Regions from separate parts of the Homo sapiens genome. Here region 2 is linked to region 1. Evidence: read pairs that join two places in POLR2A ChIA-PET (ENCODE). Cell type or tissue: CD4-positive, alpha-beta T cell. All regions are shown on one strand. Links, peaks and the distances in the headings refer to the core of each region. The heading gives the core; the rest is flanking DNA. Region 1 overlaps LOC107986858 (a long non-coding RNA gene). Region 2 has its middle 16 kb from the start of NUB1.

What was found. ChIA-PET counts read pairs that join two places held together with the same protein. Peaks named below come from ENCODE experiments on the same cell type or tissue, not always from the same donor. Only the 100,000 strongest peaks of a DNase experiment are listed, where the experiment ranks them.
Region 2: POLR2A ChIA-PET joins it to region 1 with 9 read pairs; 2 of 35 experiments call an interaction of 5 or more read pairs at or near these places.

The regions. Positions count from the first base shown.
Region 1 is chr7:150,353,552-150,362,984 of GRCh38, forward strand. It overlaps LOC107986858 (a long non-coding RNA gene), which reads left to right. Exons shown (of 3, transcript XR_001745420.3): 3 at 3,748-4,595. It overlaps REPIN1-AS1 (REPIN1 antisense RNA 1), which reads right to left. Exons shown (of 4, transcript NR_183429.1): 4 at 9,107-9,433. Among named protein-coding and RNA genes, the nearest start is that of REPIN1, 11 kb to the right of the region's middle. In CD4-positive, alpha-beta T cell, for the core only: a CTCF peak has its summit at 3,058 (motif pointing right); DNase peaks (open chromatin) are centred at 3,060, 4,000 and 4,380; H3K27ac peaks cover 529 bases.
Region 2 is chr7:151,321,109-151,330,541 of GRCh38, forward strand. No RefSeq gene overlaps it. Among named protein-coding and RNA genes, the nearest start is that of NUB1, 16 kb to the right of the region's middle. In CD4-positive, alpha-beta T cell, for the core only: no CTCF peak of the experiment used is centred there; no DNase peak of the experiment used is centred there.

The DNA of each region.
Region 1 (9,433 bases), core at 1,818-6,817:
GCTGGAGGATATGTCTTTATGTTATTTCATTGACAATCTCCTTCTCTCCATTTTCTCTTTCTAGAATTCTTTTTTTTTTCTTTTTTGAGAGGGAGTCTTTCTCTGGTGCCCAGGCTGGAGTGCAGTGACGCGATCTTGGCTCACTGAAAGCTCCGCCTCGTGGGTTCAAGTGATTCTTGTGCCTCAGCCTCTCAAGTAGCTGGGATTACAGGCCTGCGCCACCATGCCTGGCTAATTTTTGTATTTTTAGTAGAGATGGGGTTTCACTGTGTTGGCCAGGCTGGTCTCGAACTCCTGACCTCAGGTGATCCACACGTCTCGGCCTCCCAAAGGGCTGGGATTACAGGCGTGAGCCACTGCGCCTGGCCTAGCTCTTTCCGTTTTAGGAGCTTATTCCTAGTTTTAAAATACCATCGTATAAATATAGGATTTCTTTTTTAAAGTTCCATTCATCTCCTTATTTCAGCTGTGGTTTTGGTCTCTCACGTTGGAATCATTCCTAAAAAGCCTGATTGAAAGCTTCATAGGAAGGTGGGGCCCTGTTAATTGGTGGGCTGTGTTGCAGGGTGATCATGCAGCGAGGCTGATTTTTTGTTTATTTAAATGATCCCAAATGTCAGTATTACCTGCATGTCCTTTCTCTGGGCCTGTACAGTCTTTCCAAAAAAGAATCCTCAGAGCTTTTGTCACCACCAGGCTGTTTGTGTTCTGGAGGCCAAGTGGGGTCAGGAGGCTGAGAGCCACCATTTAGCACAGAGACTTTGACTTTACCTCCCCCTATGACCCTTTCGCCCTTACCTGTTCCGTTCCTGCAGAGTACACTCTGGCCTCCTGCAGTGGTGGAGCATTTGAGGGGGCATTCTCCAGTGTCCCCAGCTTCATCCGTCTCTCCTGCACCTTGTGTCTCTTGGTTCAGAGCCTTTTCAGGGTTCAATCAATTCAATTCTCTTACCCCCTGCCGCACCCCACTGCAGGGACTCTGCTCTGCTCAGTCTGTTACCACCATTGCTTCCCCACCATCTTTCTCCTTGTGAATTTATATGTTTTTATTCCTTTGCTATTGTCTTAATGGGGTTTTAGGAGAGTTAAAAGAAAAACTCGGCCAGGCACCATGGCTCGCACTGCAATCCCAACACTGTGGGAGTCCGAGGCCGGAGACCACTCTGGGCGACATAGTGAGACCCCATCTCTACAAATAATTTTTCAGGCTGGGCACGGTGGCTCACACCTGTAATCCCAGCACTTTGGGAGGCCAAGGCGGGCGGATCACGAGGTCAGGAGTTCAAGACCAGCCTGGCCAACATGATGAAACCCTGTCTCTACTAAAAGTAAAAAAAAATTAGCCTGGTGTGGTGGCACGTGCCTCAGGAGGCTGAGGCAGGAGAATCGCTTGAACCCAAGGTGGAGGTTGCAGTGAGCCGAGACCGCACCAGTGCACTCCAGCCTGGGCGACAGAGCGAGACTCTGTCTCAAAACAAATTTTTTTTTTCAAAACTAGCTGAGCGTGGTGGCGCATGCTTGTAGTTGTAGCTACTCAGGAGGCTGAGGTGGGAGGATCACTTAAGGTCGGGAGATTGAGGCTGCAGTGAGCTGTGATTACACCACTGCACTTCAGCCTGGGCAGCAAAGCGAAACCCCATCTCAAAAAAAAAAAAAAAAAGAAAAAAAAAAGAAAAGAAAAGAAGGGAAGCCTTAGATAAATTAAATTTAACAGAGCTAACTGAGCAAAGAACAATTTGTGAATCCAGTGGCCCCTGAACCAGAAGAATAGGTTCAGAGAGACTGGAGCTGCCATGTGGCCAAAGAAGATTTATGGACAGAAAAAGGAAAGTGACAGAAAGAAAACAGAAGTGAGGCACAGAAGCAGCCAGATTGGTTGCAGCTTCGAGTTTGCCTCATGTGAACCTGGTTTGAACAGTTGGTTGCCTTTGATTGGCTGAAACTTGGTGTTTGGCACAAGAGTAGGTTATCGTTTGTTTACACATCCAGTTAGCTCACTGTTCACTAGGGAGGAGAAACCTTTAGGCCGAACTTAAAACACATAAGGAGGCAGCTTTGGGCTAAACTTAATGATTTTCCCTCTTTAGTCAACGTCTCAAAACTTTAGGCATCAATGTCACCCTGTCATCATCATAAATGTACTTATTTGGTCCCAAATCCTACTGGGAAATAGTAGAACAGTGGGTTTTCTAAGGTGGGTAAAGGTGAGAGTATAGGGGACCTCCTTGTGCTGGAATCTCCTGTTTACAATAGAAAAACAAAACCTGGTCTGTCTTAGGAACTATCTGCTTCCTTGAAGTTTCAGTTTGATTATGTCACATTTATCATGAATGACTCCATTTTGATGTGGTCTGTTGAGGCCTAGTGCACAAGCTGAGTCCACCATGGCAAATGCGACAGGAGTGGGTGGGGATAAACATATGTATCTAATCCACCATGTTTAACTAGAATCTATGAGTTACTTAGAAAGACAAATTACTACATTTATGTATATATATACATGCACACACACAATTTTTGGGGAGAGGACATAATTTAGCCCATAACTATATCCTTCCCAAATTCATATGTTCAAACCCAGCTATGGTCTGTGTCCTCTAAAGTTCATGTGTTGGAAATTTAATTTCCAATGCAACTGCGTTGGGAGTTAGGGCCTAATGGGAGGTGTTTAGGTCATAAGGACTCTGCCCTGATGAATGGATGAACACTGCTATAAACAGGGCTTGTGGCTCACACCTATAATCCCAGCACTTTGGGAGGCCAAGGCGGGAGTATTACTTGAAACCAGGAGTTCGAGACCAGTCTCAGCAACATAGTTAAGACCTCCATCTCTGAAAAAAAAAAAGCTTAGCTGGGCATAGTGGTGCATGCTACTTGGGAGGCTGAGGCAGGAGGATCCCAGCCCATGAGTTGGAGGCTACAGTGAGCTATGAGTGCACCACTGCAACCCAGCCTATGATTGCACCACTGTACCCCAGGGCAAGGCAAGTGAGACCCTGTCTCAAAAAAAAAAACAACAAAAACAAAACAACCAACAAAAAAACTACCACTAGATGGAGATGCCGAGCACAACCCATGTCCGTTGCTCTTTAAACTTAGGGGGTTCTATAGTTTTTCAAGTAACAATGCTGTGGAATTATTTTTCTTACCTACTTCCATCATCCCGTGTTGATTTGTGGTTTCATCCTCAGAACTTCTTGGCTGGTACTGAGTTATCAGGATTGATTCGCATTAGTGTCACTAAAGTTGGTATACAATCTTCCACTGCTAAATTTGACTGCCTTTAAAAAATATTAAAAAGTAAAAAGAACTTCTAATTTCATTCTAACCAGAAATCATGCCAATTTGTTGCACTGGTTTTATATGCCATGTGCCTATTTGTTAGAACCGTAAACCAGCTCAGGTCATAGAAAATGAGTGGAATCTTAGCCAGTGGAAGGCACTTAGGGTAGTTTAGATGCTGTGAAATTAAATGTTTTTCAAGTGTTCTTTTTAATATTAATTTCAATGTATTTTGAATATATCAATAATATATTGTATATTATCATATTACACATAATATAGTATATTTAATAATATACTAAGATTTAGTATATTAAAATTTAATTTAGTATATTATTTATAGAATGTAGTAATTTAATAGAACATTATGTAGTAAACATGTGACATTGTTTTAATTGCTAATAATTTCCAAAGATAAACCTTCTTAAATCCCGTTAAGAGGATATTCTCTTCTCCTGTTTTAAGAAAGTGAAGGCAACCCAGTTAGGAGGCATCTGGGACTTTCCTGGCCAACTCTGAAGACATCAAGTTGAACCATGACCCGGATTCGGTCTTGGAAGCAGATGAGAGGGTAAAGAGTTGAAGCCAGGTCTACACTCTGATTCCTCCAAGTCACCGAGTGGTTTCATGTGAAAGGGGTCTGGGCAGGAGTGAGCCGAGGTTAGCGGTGGTATTTCAGTGATTTGGCAAATGTGCACAGATGGCTCATAAACCGCCCCCCCACATGCCACCGACAGGAAACTACCACTTGACAACACGCCTGCTTCTGCCGCATCACAGACTTAGCAGAGTCTGTTCAGAATCTCCTTGCATTTCCAAATGAAGCTTGGATGTTAGCAGATGTTAAACCCAAGAACAGGTACACCTGGGCTCTAAATTCATCTTCTGACTGAAGTTGAAGATAAAACCTGATACCAGTTTGGAGTAGAAAGAGACACAGTATTGTAATCATAAATGACATTTGACCTTAAAACAGTAACACAGCAAATTTCTAATTAAAGTGGAGCATGTCCTGTCTTGACTGAGGCACCAAGACGATTTGTTGCAGATTGTTGCTGGCAGTGTGCAGTCCCCAAGACCAAATCACCAAGAGGCACAGTGGTAAGAGTGGTCAGCAAGGAGCGGAGCGCCTTCCTCCCACCAGCAGGTGACTCACCACATCGTGTCCTCCTTGGCGTAAGAGGCGCCCTAAAGGTTTCTCCGTTCCAGTTATCCTAACTGGAATACTGTTCCTGAAAAAAGCGTATATTTAAGGCCCTGCTAGCTATAAGCAATCCTTCAAGGAAGAGAATTATAAACAACCTTTCTTCCAAGTTTTTGTTCTTTGCCTCACTTATATGCCGATTTAAATCGTTCTCTAAGAAAAGGTGGTATTTCCTCTCACTGCAGGTTCTACCAGACTCTCATCACCTGCTTGCCAAGCAGCAGCCAAGGGAAAACAGTTTGAAATTTACTGCTAACAATTGGTTCACATACATACCGGGTACGGGGGACTCTTGCCTGTAGTCCCAGCTACTCAGGAGGCTGAGGCTGGAGGAATGCTTGAGTCCAGGAGTTCAAGTCCAGCCCAGGTAACATTGTGAGACGCTGTCTCTTAAAAAAAAAAAAAAAAAAAATTGGTTCACCCTGCTGTATAATGCATTGGCAATTCAGTGTGGTCTAATCAAATTAGCTTAACCATGGGATTGCGCTTAGATTTGCTCATTCATTTTAACCATAAACACTTACTGAATGTGTACCATGGGACAGACACCTTTCTAGAGACTGGCTATATTGTGGTGAAAATACACCATGGGACAGACACCTTTCTAGAGACTGGCTATATTGTGGTGAAAATACAGGCCAAATCCCTGCCTTCGTGTGGCTTCTATTGTGGTGGGAACTAGACAAAAACTGTCCAAGTGAATAAATGAATCAGTAATTTCAGGTAGGTGAGAATGCTATGAACAATATAGCTGAGTAGGGGCTAGAAGGTGATGGGGTAGGCGAAGGGGCTTCGTAGGCTCAAAAAAGGGCCCCAAAGAGCCCCAAAGATATCCAGGTCCTAATCTCTGGAACCTGTGAATTATGACCCTGCATGGCAAAAGGCACTTTGCACATGTGATTAAGCTAAGAATTTTGAGGTGTGGATATTACGGTGGGGAAATACAATTAAAAACAAAATGTCCTGTTGACCCAGAAAACCTCTCCACAAGAATAGAAGAGATATAAAGGCTTTATTCTTGAATAACCATTAAACCAGAGTGAGATGCACATTACAGGAAACCCACTAAGAGACGGCAAAGACAAAAAGAAACTTCACTCTTTTATACAGCCACCCACCACACACACACACGCAACCCACCACACACACAATCCACCATACACACATACCACACACACACCCCACCACACACAAACCCACCACACACACAACCCACCACACATACCACACACACAAATCCACCATACACACATACCACACACACACACCCCACCACACACAAACCCACCACACACACAGAATCCACTATACACACACAAAATCCACTACACACACACAGTCCACCACGCACACAACCCACCATACACACACACCACACACACACAAAATCCACCACACACACAACCCACCACACACACAAAATCCACCCCACCACACACACACAATCCGCCAAACACACACACAATCCACCATACACACACAACCCACCACACACACACCACACACACAATCTACCATACACACATACCACACACACACACCCCACCACATACAAACCCACCACACACACAGAATCCACTACACACACACAGTCCACCACGCACACAACCCACCATACACACACACCACACACACACAAAATCCACCACACACACACAACCCACCACACACACACAATCCACCACACACACACAACCCACCACACACACACAAAATCCACCACACACACACAACCCACCACACAATCCACCACACACACACAATCCACCATACACACGCAATCCATCACACACACACAACCCACCACACACACAATCCACCATACACACACACCACACACACACAACCCACCACACACACAACCCACCACACACACACAAAATCCACCACACACACAATCCACCACACACAACCCATCACACACACAACCCACCACACACAAACCCACCACAAACACACAGAATCCACCACACACACACAACCCACCACACACAAACCCATCACACACACACACCACACACAATCCACCACACACACAAACACCACACACAATCCATCACACACACAAACACCACACTCACAACCCACCACACACACACAAACACACACACAACCCACCACACACACTCCACACACACACAACCCACCACACACACAACCCACTACACACAAACACCACACACACACACAGCCCACCACACACACAAACACCACACACACACAAAAATAAGTGACTCATCCTCAGTGAGCAGACTGGACAATGCCATTTGTCACACTTAGTTCATTCTAAATTCACTTGGTAATTGGGATAACCACTTGTGTTTGCTAATTGCCTTTATCCAAAGGAAAAATAAACTCATATCTTATGATAGAGTATAAGATTACAATTTAGAGCCAAAGTTAGGAGACTAACCCTCTCCCTCCCATGGAGACTGGGAGATAGGGACACTGTCTTCCTTGATGTTTACATTTCATATACATACACACACACATACACATATATGTGTATGTATACATTTCAGAGACAGGGTCATATTCTGTTGCTTAGGCTAGAGTGTAGTGACATAGTTATGGCTCTCTGTAACCTCAAACTCCTGGGCTTAAGCGATCCTCCCACCTAAGTCTCCTGAGTAGCTGGGATTATAGGGGTGCACCACCATGCCTAGTTACTTTTTTTATTTTTATTTTTTGTAGAGACGAAGTCTCACTGTGTTGCCCAGGCTGGTCTTGACCTCCTGGCTTTAAGCAATCCTCCCATCTCAGCCTCTCAAAGTACTGGGATTATTGATGTTTGCATTTCAAAGAGCTAGCTCTCAGGTCCTTGGAGAAAAACAGTTCTGAGTTGTAAAGCTGCCAAATGGTTTTTTCTTCGCTTTTAAAAATATTTATGTAATCTCTGCCCAGTGTGGTGGCTCACGCCTATAATCCCAGCACTTTGGGAGGTCAAGGCAGGAGGATCACTTGAAGCCAGGAGTTTGAGACCATCCTAGGCAACATAACGAGACCTTGTGTCTACAAAAATTTTTTAAAAAATTAGGCAGGTGTGGTGGTGCATGCTTGTAGTCCCAGCCACTCGGGAGGCTGAAGCAGAAGAACCACTTGAACCCAGGAGTTTGAGGCTGCAGTGAGCATCACTGTACTCCCGTATGGGTGACAGAGTAAGACTCTGCCTCTAAAAAATAATAAAAATATAAAATAAAATAAAATAAAATAAAAGATTTGCATATATCTCACATGGGCAGAGGAAAATTCACAATCACAAGCTTTCTAATGCAAATGTGCTGAGAAAAGGGGGTGTTGGTGAGGAGCATCTCTGCCTTTTTTCACCAGGGAGAAAGAAAACTTATTTTTATTCTTTTTGATTTGTATTTGCTTTTACAATTCTCCTGGCTATCTGGGTAATTACATGTGTCTTTGTGTTGGCGGGGGTACAGGGGGAGATTCAGCTGCAGCACAGGCCGGCAAAGTGACAAGTGTAGCAAGATGCTGCGCTGAGGGCTTGGGAGACAGAGGGAGGGGCCTCGAGCCCAAGAATGCCTGGGAAGCAGCTCTTCCAGCCAGAAAAGGCAAGGAAGGATTCTCCCCTAGAGACTTTGGAGGGAGTGGGGCCCTGCCGACACCTTGACTTTGGCCCAGTGAAACATTCTGGGCTTCTGACTTCCAGCCGTGTAAGATAATAAATGCCAGTTATTTCAGGCCGAGCTGGTGGTCATTTGTTAGAGCAGTCCTAGGAATCTCATCTAGGTGTGAAGCTATTTTAGAGGGGTTTGTTGGGAAGCGTGTTTTGAGGCGAGGAGACTTCAGCCAAAATCTGAATACAGTGAAGAACGGAAGTCCATGCGGACCTGGAGGAGGATCGTCTAGGCAACTCCAAAGGCCCTAAGGTGGAAATGAGTGGCGGCTGCTGGGGCAGTGTCTGGCAGGCGCATGGAGGTCTGCAGGAACCCTGCAGGCCATGGCCGCGGGTTGGATGTCAGTCCAAATGTTAGCAGGAGGCGTCGGAGTTCCCTAGCAAGGGAGCTGCTTGATCTGATTCATGTTTAAAGGGCCAAGCTGGTTAAGTGGAGACAGGACTTTATGGGGCCAGAGCGGAGGCAGGAGGAGTGGCTGGCCACTGCTGCAGAGTCCTGGTGAGGGAGACTATGGTGCAGGGGTGGGGGATAAGGGTGGGAAGCAGGCCTCACCGTTATGGGGCACACGCATGTACCAGTTTCCTCTGCAGGAAATCTGAGCCATCTACCTGATACTCATTTTACCAGCTGGATTCTTTTTTCTTTTAGCAAGAGACTCTGGGAACTAGATATGCGGCAGGAAAGCATCTTGTGTGGTGGAATTTGGGGACTGACATTTGATCTCAGCCCAGGGCTACTCTTACAGCGTGCGTCCCTGTCGTGCATTATACATGTTTTCATGCACTTAAAGATATTTTTAGAACTGCAGAAGTAGAAGCACTTTGATCTTTTCCTGAATAATTTTCACATGACTTAGCAGGCCTCCTTCCACCTGAGATGGGAAACCTTGGAAAGTGAGGGGGCCTTCTTCAGTGTGTGCCACTGTAGGGGTTTTTCCTCAGCCCCCCTAGATTTGTGGTTGGAACGGACTCCTGTTACAAAAGACAGATTAACAAGAGAAAAACCAGTGGAAGTTTATTAACATGTGTATTTCACATCTGCCTGGGAGACACGCAGGAATTGAGTAGTTCTCAAAGTGGTAGCTTTGAATTCCAGCTTGTATAGCATCTTCAACAAAGAAAAGCCAAGTTTTAGGGAAGCGACAGGACAAAGGAAAAGAACTTTGAGTGTCTAAGGGGAGAACTTGTAGAAAGGTAAGTAACTGGCAGATAAATAGAGTTAGTAAAGCGCCTTCATGTCCATTCCTCTGGTTCCAGCTCCAGGCCCATAAGAGTCTAAAGTTGTCTTCAGTGGTTAACTTTTCCCTGGTCGAGAG
Region 2 (9,433 bases), core at 2,876-7,875, 970 kb after region 1:
CCACTGACATGCCAGCCCCCCAAGCTGCCTCAGCTCCCTCTGGACTTTGGGCACCAAGAAGCATTGCTGTGGGGAAGCCAAGGTGGGGATTGAGGGAGGTTTGGTACTAGCCTGCAGGTGTCCCTTGGCATGAACAGCCTGGGCTCCATGGACAGCAGCAGGGGGCAGACAGGCTCCTGGGTGGAAGGCGGCAGGTCTCCAGTGAGGCCCCACCTTCAGGCCAGGGAGGGTCTGAAGGCTGGGGACTGGGCTGCCAGTCCCCATGGACTGGAGTGGGGGCTGTTGTGCCTTTTCTGGGCCCACTCATGGCCGCCCATGGACCAATTGGCATGCATTTCCTCCCCTCTGAGGCTCATAAAAGCCCTGGGCTCAGCTAGAGCAGAGCAGAGGGCAGAAAAATGTCAGGACGACCAGCTGCAGAGAGGAGCTACCCTCCCCAGGGCCTCCTCTCTGCTGAGACTCAAGCAGATGTTGGGATGACCAGCTGCAAAGAGGAGCTACCCACTCCAGGGCCTCCTCTCTGCTGAGACTCAAGCAGATGTTGGGATGACCAGCTGCAGAGAGGAGTAACCCACTCCTTCTCTCTGCTGAGAGCTGGGAAGATGACAGGACAACCTGCCTGCAGAGAGCGGCAACCTACTCCAGAGCCTCCTCTCTGCTGAGAGCTGGGAAGACAATGGGATGACCTACCTGTAGAGAGGAGCAACCCACTCTAGGGCCTCCTCTCTGCTGAGAGCTGCAGAAACGATGGGACAACCTGTCTGCAGAGAGGAGCTTCTCACTCCAGAGTCTCCTCTCTGCTAGGAGCTGAACACTCATTGGGACACCCTGGCTGTGGAAAGGAGCTGCCCACTGTGGGAGGCTGGGCTGTTCTATTGCTCAATAAAGCTCCTCTCATTTTGCTTACCCTCCACTTGTTGGTGTACCTCATTCTTCTGGTCACAGGACAAGTACTTAGGACCCATTGTATGGCAGGGCTAAAAGAGCTCTAACACAAACAAGACTGAAATATGCCCCTTGCTCGCCACATTGTGGGCGAAAAGGAGAGAAGAGCTGCGGACCTTCAGGGAGCCCAGACCTGTGACTCCCTCTTTGGGGCCCTGTGGTTCCTGGCATCTCCAAGCTTCTAGGTGCCACTTCATTCCCCAGTGCCAGCCAGGGAAGCTGCTTACAGGGCCCCTGGTCCAGCTGCAGCTTTGCAGAGAGCCAGTGCCCATGCCAGCGCCTGGAGCTGCCCATCCTGTGGCAGCAGCCAGCATATCTGACTGTGCAGTGTCCGGACCCCATACTCACTCATACACCCCTTGCCGCTCCACACCTGACTTGCAGTCTTCTTGGAGGCATGGGATCCAGGCTGCTGGCATGAGCTGAGTGCAGCCGGTCAGGCCGAGTGGGCAGAAAGAGCCCCGTGGGCTTGAGCAAAACTCAGCCAAAGGTGCCATGAGCCACAGGTTTCCGACCAGAAAAGCGACACCTCAAGGATCCCATACACGATCAAGAGCTTATGGAATGAACCCAGGTGTGAAATGACAAACTGGATTTGACTGTAGACAGAGCAAAAAGAGAGAGAGCAAAACACCAAGAACTGTGCAATGGAAACGTGGTCAGGACTTCAGGGTTGATACATGTAGAGGATGAATAGGGGAACTGGTTCAGTGCAACGCAACTGATAATAGTGGGCCCTGGATACCGGAGAAGTCTGAAGTGCCCTCTGCTTTCTAAGGGACATGTTAATCAGCATATGTTCAGTGGAGTTTCAGTTATTAAGTGTAACTTATCTCCTTTCTTTGAAAATTGCTAGGCCTTGTGTACTGAAGAGGAGGAGGCTTTACTGAGGGAATGACAAGGTGCTCCCTCAAGCAGATCCAATTCTATTTCCAAAATATGTTGTGCAAACTCAATAGAAATGAAAATATTACTAATTATCTAGAAATTTTCCATCCCACACTCACCATTACCTCCCCCAGTCCCTGGCACCACTAATCTACTTTCTGTTTCTATGGATTTGCCTAGCCTGAACATTGCATAAGAATGGAATTATATAAAATGTGGTCTCTTTTGGTTGGCTTCTTCTACTGTTTTAAAGGTTAATTCATGTTGTAATGTGTCAGTACTTCATACCTTTTTATTGCCAAACAATATTCCATTGTATGGAAAAGAATAATGGAGTAATATTCCATTATATGGAATTTCAGTGGAGTAATATTCCATTACATGGAATATTATTGCATTCTATTAATCAGTTAATGAGCATTTGGATAGTTTTCACTTTTTAACTATTATGAATAATGCTGCCGTGAACATTAGTGTATAAGTTTTTGTGTTAGAACATAAGTTTTCAATTCTCTGGGGCATATGACTACGAGTGGAATTGGTGGGTCATATGGTAACTCTAAGTTTAACCTTTGGAAGAAACGCCAAACTGTTTTTCATAGCAGCTGTATCATTTTGTTCTTACCAGCAATGTTTAAGGATTCTGATTTCTCCAAATTTTCACCTACGCCTTTCCTTTTTATTCTGACCATTCTAAGGAGTGCAAAATGTTATTTCATTGTGATTTTGATTCCCAATTTCTTAATGGCTAATGATGTTGAGCATCTTTTTATGTGCTTGTTGGCCATTGTCTTCTATAGAGAAATGTCTATTCAGATCCTTTGAATATTAAAAAAGTTGGGTTGTCTTTTTATTATTTGATCTTCATTTTTATTTTTGAGATGGAGTTTCACTCTTGTCGACCAGGCTGGAGTGCAATGGCACGATCTAAACTCACTGCAACCTCCACTTCCCAGGTTCAAGCAATTCTCCTACTTCAGCCTCCTGAGCAGCTGGGATTACAGGTGCATCCCACCACACCTAGCTAATTTTTGTATTATTAGTAGAGACGGGGTTGCACTATGTTGCCCAGGCTGGTCTCGAACTCCTGACCTCAGGTGATCCACCTGCCTCAGCCTCCCAAAGTGCTGGGATTACAGGCATGAGCCACTGCACCCAGCCTATTTGATCTTTAGAGTTCTTTGTATATTCTGGATCTAAGTCCCTGCTAAGATACATGATTTGCAAATATTTTTTCCCATAGAGCGAATTGTCTTCACATTTTTTTTTGAGACAGGGTCTTGCTCTGTGCCTAGGCTGGAGTGCAGTGGCATAATCATGGCTCACAGCAGCCTCAACCTCCTGGGTTTAAGCAATCCTCCCACTTCAGCCTCCAAGGTAGCTGGGAGTACAGGCATACACCACCACAGCTGGCTAATTTTTGTATTTTTTTGTAGAGATGGGATCTCACTATGTTGCTCAAGCTCGTCTCAAACTCCTGGGCTCAAGTGATCCTCTCACCTCAGCCTCTCAAAGTGTTGGAATCACAGGCATGAGCCACAGCATGCAGCCTGTGTTCTCATTTTCTTGATGATGTCTTTAGAAGCACAAAAGTTTTAAATTTTGATAAAGTCCAACTTGCCTAATTTTTCTTTTGTCATTTGTACTTTTGGTGCCGTAGCTAAGAAACTATTTCCTTACCCAAGATCATGAAGATTTACTCATTTGTTTTCTTCTAAGAGTTTTATAGTTTTAACTCTTTTATTTAGTTCTATAATCCATCTTGAGTTAATTTTTTATATATGATATGAGGTAGGGTTCAACTTCAATCTTTTGCATATGGCTATCCAGGTAGCCCAGAACCATTTGTTGGAAAGATGGTTCTTTCCTTTATTGAACTGTGTTGGCAACTTTGTTGAAAATCAATTGACCATAAATGTGAAGGTTTATTTCAATTCTCTTCCATTTCTCTGTATCCCTATTCTAACACCAGTCTGGTACTGTATTGATTAATGTAGCTTTGCAGTAAATTTTGAACTTGGGAAGTGTCCTTTTTCAAGATTCTTTTGTTCTTTGTTCCTTTACAAGATTGTTCTGACTATTCTGAGTCTGTTGCATTTCCATATGGATTTTAGGATCAGCCTGTCAATTTCTCTGAAAAAGGCAGCTGGTATTTTGATAGAGATTGCATTGCATCTATATGTATTTTCATTCTTCTTACCTCAGCCAAAGCTATGTATAACTGAAATCTCTTACTTAATTCATCTTGCCTACTGTTCCTCTTCTACAAAAAATTTTACAGTTCAGATAAATTGGTTTACTCACATTCCAGCAAATAAAGCTTACATTTTCAATTCAACAACTTCTATTTATTGTCTACCATGTAAGGCACATGAGGTCATTTTGAGGAACAAATTGGAGGATGGAAGGAAGGCAAAGAGATTTTTAAAAAATCCTATTCCCTGGAAATCCAATTCCCTGGAGAAAAGGTTTCCAAATTCCTTTAGAACAAGTCAACTTATTTCAGAGCCAGAGATTATGGGAAAAATTAAACATTGATCATTTTAAGTGTTGGTGAGGATTTGGGGAAATGGAAATTCTTATAACAGTGCAGTTGAAAGTATAATTTAATATACTTTGAATAATTATAAGGTAGAATTAAATCAAAGTTATATGAGGTAATTTTTGTTTTTTAATGAAGTCTTACTCTGTCATCCAGGCTGGTGTGCAGTGGCATGATCTTGGCTCACTGCAAATTCTGTCACCTGGGTTCAAGTGATTCTCCTGCTTCAGCCTCCTGAGTAGCTGGGATTACAGGGATGCACCACCACACCTGGCTAATTTTTGTATTTTTAGTAGAGACGGGGTTTCACCATGTTGGTCAAGCTGGTCTTGAACTCCTGATCTCAAGTGATCTGCCTGCCTCGACCTCCCAAACTGCTGGGATTATGGGCATGAGCCATCACACCCGACAGGAAGTAATTGTTTTTGACTAAGCTCTGCACTAGGCCCCAACAGGACAGACTAAAAATCAATCAAAATGGAGTCACCAAACCAAAAAAATAAAAATTGAGTCACGAAACCCAAACTCAGTTGTTATCTGATCTTCGCAAACCAGCTTAATCTTCAATTGGCATGATAATGTAATTCCCTCTGCCTCAATCTTTATGCAGGAGAAGTAGCCTGAAGTAACCTGATGTTAACTAATCAGCTATTTTCTCTGATCTGTCTCCCTGTCCCTGCCTTATAGGAAAAGTAGCTTTGAAACAACGAATACACTATTTGTTCTTTGCTTCTGCTTTCTGCAGCTCTTCTCTGCCTACAACCTCTTCTCTGCCTATAACATCTTCTGCTCAACTCATTAGAAGATTTATTCTATTTTATGGAATGAAGTGTTGCCTGATTCTAGAATTGCAATAAACCCAATACAATTTTTAAATGTGTTGTAATTTTGTTCTTTGACAGTAGTATGTAGAAAATCTAAAAACTGCATGTCTTGTACTCTAACACTATAGCTTCTATGTATATGAGGGGACTTCAAAAAGTTCCTGGAAAAATGGAATTAAAAGATAAAAATTTTTAAAATAAACTTTATTTCTCAATATCAGCTCCATCAAATTCAAGACACTTTTGTAAGACACTTTTGTAAGCCATTCATTCCATCGTTAAGAACTGAGGGTCCTGGGAATCTAACCATGTCAATGCAGTCTTTTTCACATTATTAAATGAAGAAAGATGGGTGTCCTTTAAAGATCTTAAAGATCTTCCTAAACATTAGGAAACAAAACGAAGTCAGAAGGAGCCAAATCAGTTCTGTAAGGTGAATGCCTAATGATCTCTCACAGAAACTCCACAAAATTGCCCTTGTTTAATAAGAGGAAGGAGCAGGAGCATTGTCGTGGTGAGGAAGGACTCTGGTGAAGGTTTCCTGGGTGCTTTTTTACTAAAGCTTTGGCTAACTTTTTCAAAATACACTCATAATAAAATGATATTGTTCTTTGGCTTTCCAAAAAGTCAACAAGCAAAATGCCTTGAGCATCCAAAAAAACTGTTGCCATGACATTTGCTCTTGACCAGTCTGCTTTTGCTGTGACTGGACCACTTTCACCTCTTGGTAGCCACTGCTTTGATTGTGCTTTGTCTTCAGGATTGTACTGGCAAAGGCATGTTTCATCTCCTGTTACCATCATTCAAAGAAATGCTTCAGAATCTTGATCCTAATTGTTTAAAATTTCCATTGAAAGCTCTGCTCTTGTCTGTAGCTGATCTGGTTGCAATAGTTTTGGCACTGATTGAGTGGAAAGTTTGCTCAACTTTGATTTTTCCATCAGGATTGTGTAAGCTGAATCAATTGAGATGCCCACGGCTGTTGTTTCTGCTGTTATTGTTGGTCCCCTTCAATTAGGGCACAAACAAGATGAACGTTATCCTCATAAATTAAAGTGGATGGTCTGCCACTGCAGGCTTCATCTTCAGTATCATTTGGTACCTTCTTAAAATGAGTTATCCATTTGTAAACTGTTGATTTTCCCATTGTTGCCATAAACTTTTTGTAAAGGTTCAATGATTTCACCATTCTTCCACCCAAGCTTCACTACAAACTTGATGTTTGTTCTTGCTTCAATTTTAGCAGAATTAATGTTGCCCTGATAGGGTCTCTTTTAAAACTGATGTCTTATCCTTCTTAGTGCCTCAAACTAGATCCTGTTCAGATATGTTATAACAAGTTAGTGCAAGTTTATTTTGGTGCAAAAAATTTTTGAAATTTATGTATAGCTTTTTTTGTAATAATACATTGTCCATGAACTTTTTGTAGGCCCCTCATATATACACATTTAGCCAGACAGTGTTTTTCTAACCATAGGTCATGGACTATTAGGCTTTGGACATCCTCCAAGGTGTCTTCTGATGTTAACAAGTGGGTCAGCTAAACAGTCTGACTCACAAGACTGTCATAGCCATATATGGCATTAAATTCACGTAGAAGGATATGGGACAGTGACATGGTCTGAATGTTTGAGTTCTCCCAAAATTCATATGTTGAAGCCTAACCCCCAAGGTGATGATGCTGGGAGGTAGGGCCTTTGGGAGAGACTAGGCAGAGCTCTCATGAATGCGATTAGTGCCCTTATAAAAGAGGCCACAGAGAGACCTCTCACCCCTTCCATCACATGAAGACTCAGAGAGAAGACGCGATCTGTGAATTAGGAAGTGGGCCCTCACCAGACAACAAATCTGCCAATGCCTTGATCTTATACTTCTCAGCTTCCAGAACTGTGATAAATATGTTCCTGTTGTTTATAAATTCCTCAGTTTAAGGTATTTTTGTTATAGCAGCCCAAATTTCCTGAAACAGACCACAGGGCAGTGTGGAGTATTCTTCCACAGTAGCAATCATTACAGCAGTCTATGGAGACATCCACACTGTCCTCCAGGTGTTCTCCTGTATCCTGCACCCCAGGTGATGTGGCACAGGTTCAAGGAAATGAGACTCACATCAGATGGGTTCAAGAGCCGTCCTGACTTGGAAGTCTCATGACCTACACAGGCATAGCTCTTGTAAGAATACCATAGCTTCCTAGTATCTGCGCAGTACATACTTAATTGTAAAAGTTAGTACATGCAGGGACATCTGATGTGTGGAGTCCCCATTAGGTCTCTATAATATACTTATAGTTCCTCCTAGCCCAGGTGCAATTTATCAGCCAGGGGTTATTGAATCATAAACAATGTCCCTTAATAACAAAGCTCACATTCTACCTTCATCAGGTTTCAAAAGGAAAGGTCTAGAAAGTTAAACAATGGTTACATTCTTATGCAGAAGGAGAAAGGGTTGCGTTAACCATTTACTCGCAGACTTGAAATCGGTGGGGTGGTTCTTACTATGGTTAAATGACCCCTCCAAAACTCGTGTTGAAATGCCATTGCCATTGTAACAATATAGAGAGTGGGACTGTTACCAGGTGATTAGGCCACGAGGGCTCTACTCTCATCAATGAGTTAACGTCATTGTTGCGGGAGTGGGTTTGTTATTGCAAGAGTAGGTTGTTATAAGAGTGAGTTCAGCCCACTCCTTCTCTCTCGCACTCACTTGCCCTTCCACCCTCCGTCATGGGACGACACAGCATGAAGGCCCTTGCCAGGTGCCGAGAAGATGCTGGTGGTATTTCTTAGACTTCTTAGGCTCTAGAAACATGAACCAAATCAATCTCTTTTCTCTACAAATTACCCACTCTATGGTATGTTATAAATTATCTAGTCTGTGGTAAACAGACTAAGACAGTTGTCAAGTAGCATTTTTTAAAGAAGATGTAATTGAATAAAAATAATCAGAGTGTACTGCATGTAATAAGGGTAATCACTGTTTTATGGACTTGTAAGTTTTTGTTTCTATTTTTATTTATTTATTGTTTTGAGACAGAGTCTCCTTCTGTTGCCCAGGCTGGAGTGCAGTGGCGTGATCTCGGCTCACTGCAACCTCTGTCTCCTGGGTTCAAGCGGTTCTCCTGCCTCAGCCTCCTGAGTAGCTAGGATTACAGGAGCATGCCACCATGCCTGGCTAATTTTTGTATTTTTAGTAGAGATGGGGTTTCACCATGTTGGCTAGACTGGTCTCAAACTCCTGACCTCAGTGATCTGCCAGCCTTGGCCTCCCAAAGTGCTGGGATTACAGGTGTGATCCACCACACCCAGCCTTCACTTTTTCTAATGGAACAATTTGCATTCATTCTTAATCCTGGGATAGGGAGGGTTATGATGCATGCAGGACATTTGGTATATGATAAAGGTGGCATCTTAAATCAATGGAGAAAAGTTGGTCTATTTGATAAAGAGTGTAGGCTGGGTGCAGTGGCTCATGCTTGTAATCCCAGCACTTTGGGAGGCCAAAGTGGGAAGATGACTTGAGCTTATGAGTTTGAGACCAGTCTGGGCACCATGGTGAAACCCCATCTCTACAAAAAATACAAAAATCAGCTGGGAGTGGTGACTCACACCTGTAATCCCAGCACTTTGGGAGGCTGAGGCGGGTGGATCACTTGAGGTCAGGAGTTTGAAACCAGCCTGGCCAACATGGTGAAACCTCATCTCTACTAAAAATACAAAAATTAGCCAGGCACGGTCAGGCATGCCTGTAGTCCCAGATACTCAGGAGGCTGAAGCACGAGAATCGCTTGAACTCGGAAGGCAGAGGTTGCAGTGAGCCGAGATCACACCACTGCACTCCAGCCTGGGTGACAGAGTGAGACTCCATCTCAAAAAAAAAAAAAAAAAAAAAAAAAAAAGCCAGGTGTGGTGGTATACACCTATAGTCCCAGCTACTCAGGAGGCTGAAATAGAAGGATTGCTTAAGCCCAGCAGGCAGAGGTTGCAGTGAGCTATGATTGTGCCACTGCACTCTTGTCTGGGCAACAGAGTGAGATTCTTTCTCAAAACAACTACAGCAGCAAATAGCAGAGAGACAACTGAATAACTATCTGGGTAAAAGCAAAGTTTGATCCATATCTCACACAGTTCACCAGGATGAATTCCAGATGAATCAAAGATTGTAGTGTAAAAAATGAAACCACTGATAGGGGAGTTAAGAAGACATTATTCAGGCAGATAGTGAGGGTATGGGAGT